2 separate regions of the Mus musculus genome follow, and region 1 is linked to region 2. The links are chromatin contacts, found by Hi-C or POLR2A ChIA-PET in ENCODE. All regions are on one chromosome and are shown on one strand. Each heading gives the region's core, a stretch centred on a gene start or an enhancer-like site at or near the end of the contact. The rest is flanking DNA. Distances are from core to core; before and after follow the strand shown.

Evidence for each region. Hi-C counts contacts between places; a loop is a spot of excess contacts on that map. ChIA-PET counts read pairs that join two places held with the same protein, here RNA polymerase II (POLR2A).
Region 1: a map of Patski shows a loop between it and region 2 (2.5-fold over the local background). The contact joins the enhancer-like site here to the promoter of Tnfrsf21 in region 2. A Hi-C loop is called at or near these places in 1 of 37 maps with a recorded cell type or tissue (Patski). POLR2A ChIA-PET finds 5 or more read pairs at or near these places in 2 of 5 experiments (Patski and embryonic stem cell).

What each region holds. Positions count from the first base shown.
Region 1 is chr17:43,325,519-43,329,094 of GRCm38, reverse strand. It overlaps a transcript of Adgrf1 not described here. Among named protein-coding and RNA genes, the nearest start is that of Adgrf1, 57 kb to the right of the region's middle. Within about 2 kb of position 2,239, at least 2 of the 3 ENCODE cell types and tissues checked have a DNase peak (open chromatin) inside an H3K27ac peak, as active enhancers do.
Region 2 is chr17:43,014,253-43,018,058 of GRCm38, reverse strand. Tnfrsf21 (tumor necrosis factor receptor superfamily, member 21) reads right to left here and starts at 1,504. Exons shown (of 6, transcript NM_178589.3): 1 at 967-1,504. The coding sequence starts at 1,062.

The DNA of each region.
Region 1 (3,576 bases), core at 990-3,489, 310 kb before region 2:
TTAATCCCAGCACTTGGGAGGCAGAGGCAGGCGAATTTCTGAGTTCGAGGCCAGCCTGGTCTACAGAGTGAGTTCCAGGCCAGCCAGGGTTACTCAGAGAAACTCTGTCTCAGAAAACCAAACAGCAAACCAAACCAAACTGAAACGAAAGAAAAAGTTACCTTCAGTTACATGGAGAGTCAAGCCAACCTGGGATAAGTGAGACTGTCTTAAAGTGTGTGCTTTGGTAGAAATGTGTGCCTTGGGGAGGAGTTACAGCTTGATGGTCATGTAGTAGTAGCATGATATGGGAGAGACCACTGGTTCAATCAAAAGAGTGCATGCGCATGTGAACAAGCGCATGCGCACACACTCACAGAGAATCTGAGCAGGGGTAGGGAGAACTGCCCCATGGTTTGGTGGTAGAAATAATATACTTTTCCTGTTTGAGCTAAGGTCTCCCTGCGTAGTTTAGATTTGCCTCAAATTCATGAACCTCTGACTTCAGCCTCCAGAGAGCTGAGGGGTGACTGAAATGGGTCTCTGTACCCATTTTAGAGATGAAATCTTTTAAAAGACAACCTCAGAAGTTCAATTTTAACACCCCCCCCCAAAAAAAAACCCCAAAAAACCAAAAAACCAAAACCTAGAGCTGTATGGATATAATGGCACGGTCTTCGCTGCTTCCCTGAGGCAAAGCCAAGTAGAAAGAGGAAAAGAGAGACCCTGCTAGGCCTTAAATGGAGCACAGAAATAGATGTTGGCTGATGGAAAAAGCTGAGGTGAGATTCCGTTGAAATCGTCTTCATTCGCCAATATACTTATATACAAGAAAACTCCCAACTTCGAGTGAGCTCCAGGGAAGGTGTAGGCAAAGCTCCCCAGGAATGAAGGTAAAGACCTAATTTTATAACATTTTTATGGAGTTCCGTATGTGTGTTCTAGTAGAGTCTATATATGGTCTAGCTATGCGTACAGGGCTGGAAGGCCTTGGGAGAGTGTAACTCAGTCTGGGACTGCAGAGATAAGGAGGAAGATCTGTTTACTGTTTCCTGGTCCCAGGGCCCAGCCTGAGCCCCAGGATAGAGGGCAGAGGCACTGTGCTGAGTAGTTTCCTGTTGACTTGACACAAACTGAGGTCACCTTGGAAGAGGGAACTGAGAAAATGCACTCCCCCCCCCCCCCCCAACCCCGGGAGATTGACCAAGTATCTGGGGCATTTTCTTAATAAATAATTGCTGCAGGGAGGGGCCATTCCACTAGGGCTAGAGCTACCCCTGGTAGAGGTAGTGCCGGAATACACGCGCGCGCACACACACACACACACACACACACACACACACACACACACACACAAGCTAACAAGTCATGAGAGCAGTAAGCGTATTCCCTCCAGGTCCCTGCCAGGCTTGACTCGGGGCCTTGGTTTTCCTTAGTATCCGACTGTGGTGGGGATGAGTAAGACAATAAGCCCCTTCCTCCCCAAGTTGCTTTTGGTCATTGTCTTTATCACAATGCTAGAAAACAAAGTGAGCCATGCATTCATTGCAAGGCAGCTCCGATGATCTCTCCTGGACAGCATTTGAGCTCTAAGTCTCTGCTGAGGATGCAAGTCACCTGTTTATGGGTGTTAGGCCTTAAGAACAAAACCAAAACCGCAAAATGAGCAACGCAGCCACTTCAGGCGTAGGGGTAAAGCGCAAACCTTACGCAATTCTCCAAAGTACTTTGTTCCTAGCAGTTAAATCTGAAAAGCACACGGGAGTACCAGTCAATCTAGCCCTAAGGTCCTTGACTCAACCCTGTATCCACTCATGATGTCCCAAAAGTGTACCCAGTTCACACAGGCTGGTTTCTAGCAGGTGAAATCGCTTACAGAACCAAGCAGATTCCCGCCTTGCTGAGAAGCAGCCCTCACAGTTTATCAGCGCCCCGGGGCACAAATCCAGGAAACAGAGGCATTGTTTGCCCCTCAGCTGAGCTATTATGCTCTGGTCTTCCTAATCTTTCCTACTGAACAGAGAAAGGCTTCAGCAACATTCCTAATCAGAGAAGCAGCATCAACACTGTCGCCCCCCACCACCACCCGGGCACCACCATCCCCCGCCCCGCCCTCACTACCCCAGCGCGCCTCTTGCCCTGCTCCCCACCCCCTCCCCGGCCGCCCCGCTTCCCACCGGCGTCATATCCTTTGTGCTAGGGACACAATTAAGCTTTCAAGGTGTCTGCGTGAGTTTCTTGGTCAGAGCCTGCCCCCTCAAGTTAAGTGACCGTAAGTACAGTTCAGCTCAACAGCCTTCTTGCCAAAGCTTCGTGTTTCCGAGAAGGAGGAAAGAGGTCTGGGAGTTTTTAACTGACGCCTGCTTTGAGCTGAGAAACTTCCTAGAGAGTGGAGCAAGTGGCCATCTCGTTTGCTCTGGAAATAGAGCAATAAAGGCGACTCTTCTTCGGAGTTCTTTACAGAGTTATACAAAGGCAAACCTTTTTTTTTAAATTAAAAGTTTATTTTAATTAAAAATATTAGTGTTTCACTTAGCATATACAAAAATAGTTCCCCCCTACACTATCCTCTCCCCCAGCCCCCACTTGTTCTCTTTCTCCCCCAGATATCTCTTCTGCCTTTATGCCACAGACATGTGTGAGTGTGCATTATTAGCTTTCAGGGAGGGAGAGAGGAGGGGACACACACACACACACACACACACACACACACACACACACACTCTACAGGTTGGGGTTTGGAAGGGTCATTCATTTCAGACAATAGACCATAGCAGGAGTTCAAAGGCAACGTTTTGGGTCCACAAGACAAAGGATGTCTCTCCTTTCAAACGTTTCTAGTGTGGGCTGGAGGGGGCTATACTGAGAGGAAGCAGGCTTAGTTAATATGTGACCCATACAGCGTAGGCGAGTGTTGAGTCACTAAGGCACTATGGGAGAGTGGGGCCACAGTCCAGCTGCTTCAGATCCCATGCTCAGTGGAGGTCTAGGCCCTGTGAGAAACCCTCTCCGCTTGGGTCTGAAGTGTCTGGGTACTCAGTCTATCACGTGCATGTATAGTGGAGCTGAAGAAATTTGTCTCTGACCTTTACATATTTTTAAAAATACCACAGTATTTGCACTAATTCTTTAAGAGTTCCATATTACATATGTTGATCATAATCACTCCTGACTCCTCCCCACAACTCCTATCAGACCCACTGCCTCCTCCCTACCCCACTACTTAATCTCTCATTCTCTCTCTCTCTCTCTCTCTCTCTCTCTCTCTCTCTCTCTCTCTCTCTCTCTCTCTCTCTCTCTCTCCCTGATACTATCTTACAACAGATAGTGTCCTGATCCTCTGGCTCTTACACTCTTTCCTCTCCTCTTCTGCAATGTTCTCTAAGCCTTGGGTGTAGGGGTCGTGTTGTAAATACATTGATTGGTCATTGGCCTAAGAGCCTGTTGCCCTCAGCATTTGACCAGTTGTGGGTTTCTATGATGGTCCCCGTCTGCTGCAATTAGAAGCTTCTTTAGCCTTGGGTGAGAGCTACTCCTACCTGACGATTAAAGGACACACGTTTAGAATAAAGTCAAAATGGTTTGGAAAAGTGGCTT
Region 2 (3,806 bases), core at 255-2,754:
AAGGGATGATGTCAGGTTTTGATCAGATAAAGTGATGGAGGATTGCAATCCGGGCACGCCCCAGATTTGGGTGCTGAGAGAGCCTGCATCATCTTGCTTGGTGACATGTCTAAACACAGAAAGGGAGAAATAAGAAAAGGATGGGGAAAATTAATCGTCCTTTATGTAGCTCTTTCCCCTCCCCCTCGACTGAGAGCCACAGCGCCGGTTGGCTCCAAGCCTGTGCTTTAGAGGCGCCTGGGTCTCTGGGTCCTTCTTCTCCTCCTCCCCCTCCCACCCCACCCCCACCACCCACCCGGGCTCCTTCTTCTTCTTCTTCTTTTGGCTTGCAGAAATCAGGACCCATCTGAACTAAGAGGGAGGAGAGAAGCAAGGAAGCTGAAGCAAGGGGTGGCCTGCGCCCTACTCCGGAAAGCTTCGCGCGCGGAAGCATGCAGCGGTTGCTCGCGTCCGGAGCGCACCGATCCGGCTGTCTCCACTGCGGTAGCATCCGGACATGACATTGCAGTAGCGACAAAGGAGCGGCCACAACCGGCAGCTGGCTACTGACAGGACTACTCGGGCCTCGCACCGCGCCGAGGGTCTGGCAGCGAATGATATTGGGGTGAGGCTGGGTGTTGGGGTGCGAGATAGGCCGAGTCGGGGGCAAAAACCCAAAAATGCGCAGGACCTCGAGGCGGACACCTCTCGCGCCTCCTTCAAGCAGCCAGATTGCAAGAAAAATAATTCTTTAACACTCACTAGCCTTAGCTCACCACACACACACACACACACACACACACACACACACACACACACACGATCTAGTAGGAGTCCTCCTCGGTCTGGCTATTGCCTTGTAACCAACCCTTCCAACCCGTCTGGTCCCACCGCGCGCCTCCGGCACTACGGGCCCGAGGACCCGCCCGGCTCCCGGACACAGGCTCGAACGTAGCCGCCACCCTAGGGTCCCCTCCTATCGCTCACCAGGAGAAGAGAGCCGGCGACCATCGTGGCTCCGACTTGGCCGGCGGTGCGGCTGCAAGAGGCGAGGGCGGTGATGCTGCTTGCCCGGGTCCCCATGGCCGAGCTCGGGGCTCGCAGCGGCGCCCGGGGCGCTCGGCCCCACGGCAGCTGGAATTGGTGGCTGTTTCTGCCCAGCGCCGCATCCACCGCCGCCTCACGGGCGGTGAGCCCATCTACCTCCAGCAGCCCATGTGCACTGCAGCAGCCAGGCACCCAGGCGGAAGAGGGAGGCAGCAGGGGAGGCTCCGAAAGGCGCTCAGCACCTGCCCAGGGGCGCTGGCGCCCGGGCGGTGAGAAGCAGGCGCGCTCGCAACCCGCGCCTCCCGGTGCTCTCCAACGACAGCGGCTGCGGAGAACCAGAGAGCAGGGCTAGCCGCGACAGTGCTAAAGAGCGACTTCCCATAGCGAAGCTTCCAGCCACTATCAAGCACTCGCCTCCTCCGCTGCCTAGACCGGCCGGCGAGGGACTGAGTCGGATGGCCACTCAGCTCGGGGACACACGTGGTGGCGCCGAAGGGGCGGAGAACGACCCTTTGTGATGTCACCCGGGAGGAGGCCGGGCTCTTTGTGCAGATGGAAAGAACTCAAGGCGCTCCAGAAACCGAGGGGAAGGAGAGGGTGCCCCTTGGCGTTAGCTGGAGGAATTGCGTTTGCTTGTTAACCTGCACACACCCCTCACCCCGACTTAACTTTAAAAAAAAAAAATGATTCCAAGTAGATTGTATGTAAAACAGAGACTATTTTCTTTTCCTAACATAAATATTAACAACAGCCAATATAACTTGCGCATAATGGCGCAGGCCTGTATTTTCATTGCCAGGAAAGCTGAGGAAGGAGAATTTGAAGTTGGAGGGAAATTCTGAGCTACACAGAAAACTCCTATCTCATGCATGCATGCATGCATGCATGCATGAATGAATGAATGAATGAATGAATGACCTGAGCATAACGGTGCCATTAAGCACTCTGTATAATGAGAATATGAACTTCTCCAATTCCAGGCCAGCCAAAATTGGAGTTCTACACAAGCCTGGCTTACAGAGCAAAATCCAGTCTCAGAAATCAATCAATCAATCAATCAATCAATCAATCAATTAAAGGAGCTAGAAAAAAAGCAAAAACCATGGAGCTTACATCAATTGCCAGACACAAAGAGACGTGTGTGTTGGTTCCCAAACTGCTGTGTTTTGAGGTCTGCTGTGTTCTCACAGTGGAGCAAAAGGAAAAAGCAAGTGTAGTCTCGGCATTTATGTGTGGCTCCCCTGCTTCCTGACTGCAGACCCGGTTTAACCAGCTGCCTCCTCTCCTCTCCTCTCCTCTCCTCTCCTCTCCTCTCCTCTCCTCTCCTCTCCTCTCCTCTCCTCTCCTCTCCTCTCCTCTCCTGCAATAACTGTATCCCTGAAACTGTTAGCCAGAAGAAACCTCCCCGTCTCTCAGTATTGTTGGCTATTTGTTCTCAGCAGTGAGGAACCTGGACAGAAACAACACTAAGCATCCCTGACAGGGAGTTGCCATGGTAGGAGCCCTATTTCCTTCCTTGCCAGTTACTACATGGAGAGTTGGTTCTTTTTCTCGGCATTCTTTGGAAGAATGAGATGTATTTAAAAATTAATATGAGGATTAATCCTACTCTCATCTTTCAAACATCTGCCAGTTAAAGAAATAAAACATATATTTAAAAAAGCTTGACCATAAACCCTGAAGGGGAATGCTGTAATATTAAGTTTCCAGTAAAAAATTTTTTTAAATTCTGAAAAATACTATCCTTAAATACAGAATTTTGTGAAAGGGGGTGATATTTCAACTTGAAATTCTCAAACTCTCTCCGAGGCTTCCAAAAGTGAAGGGGGATTACTATGTCTTCATGTATAATAGGGCCAATTAATTCTTCAAAACTTCAAATTATTGGCCACCACAATCAAAGGTCTTTCTGTTTAAAAGGGGGTGGGGGTGGGAAGTGAGATATTAAAGAAAAGGGGTCAGCTGACACCTTGCAGACAAATATGAGTTACTTGAGGTAATGTATGATTTGATCTTCCAAGCTGGGAGACTTTAATTTGGGTAAGTGTGGTTCTGACCTGCTCGTTCTCTTTGTTCTTCCTATTGTTTTCATGTTCCATAAGGTCCTTATGGGGCACTAATCATCAGAATTCAATTTTTCACGGGCCTTTGGGTTTGAGTTTGGTTTGGTTGGCTGGCTGCTTTTGGGTTGGGTCTTGCTGTGTAGCTCAGGTTAGCCTCCAGGGGATGGTTATCCTCCTTCATCACCACCTGAGTTACAGCCATGCAATCTCGATGCCTCTTGATACAATATATTCAGTTCATCTTGCTTACTGCTAACTAAGTAAAAACCCCTTAGTATTCTTCATCACAAACAAAAAACAAACAAAACAAAACAAAACAAAAGTGTCTATTGAATCTAGTTAGAATATAAAATGCTGGTGAGATGACTCAGCACTCAGCAGGTAAGAGCACTGACTGCTCATCCGAAGGTCCTAAGTTCAAATCCCAGCAACCACATGGTGGCTCACAACCATCCATAATGAGATCTGACGCCCTCTTCTGGTGTGTCTGAAGACAGCTACAGTGTACTTATTTATAATAATAGATAAATCTTTGGGATGGAGCAAGTGGGGCCAACCAGAGCAAATGGGGTTGGCTGGAGCGAGCAGAGGTCCTAAATTCAATTCCCAACAACCAGATGAAGGCTCACAACCATCTGTACAGCTACAGTGTGTACCCACATACATTAAATAAATAAATAAATCTTTCTAAACAATATATAAAATGCCATTTCTCTA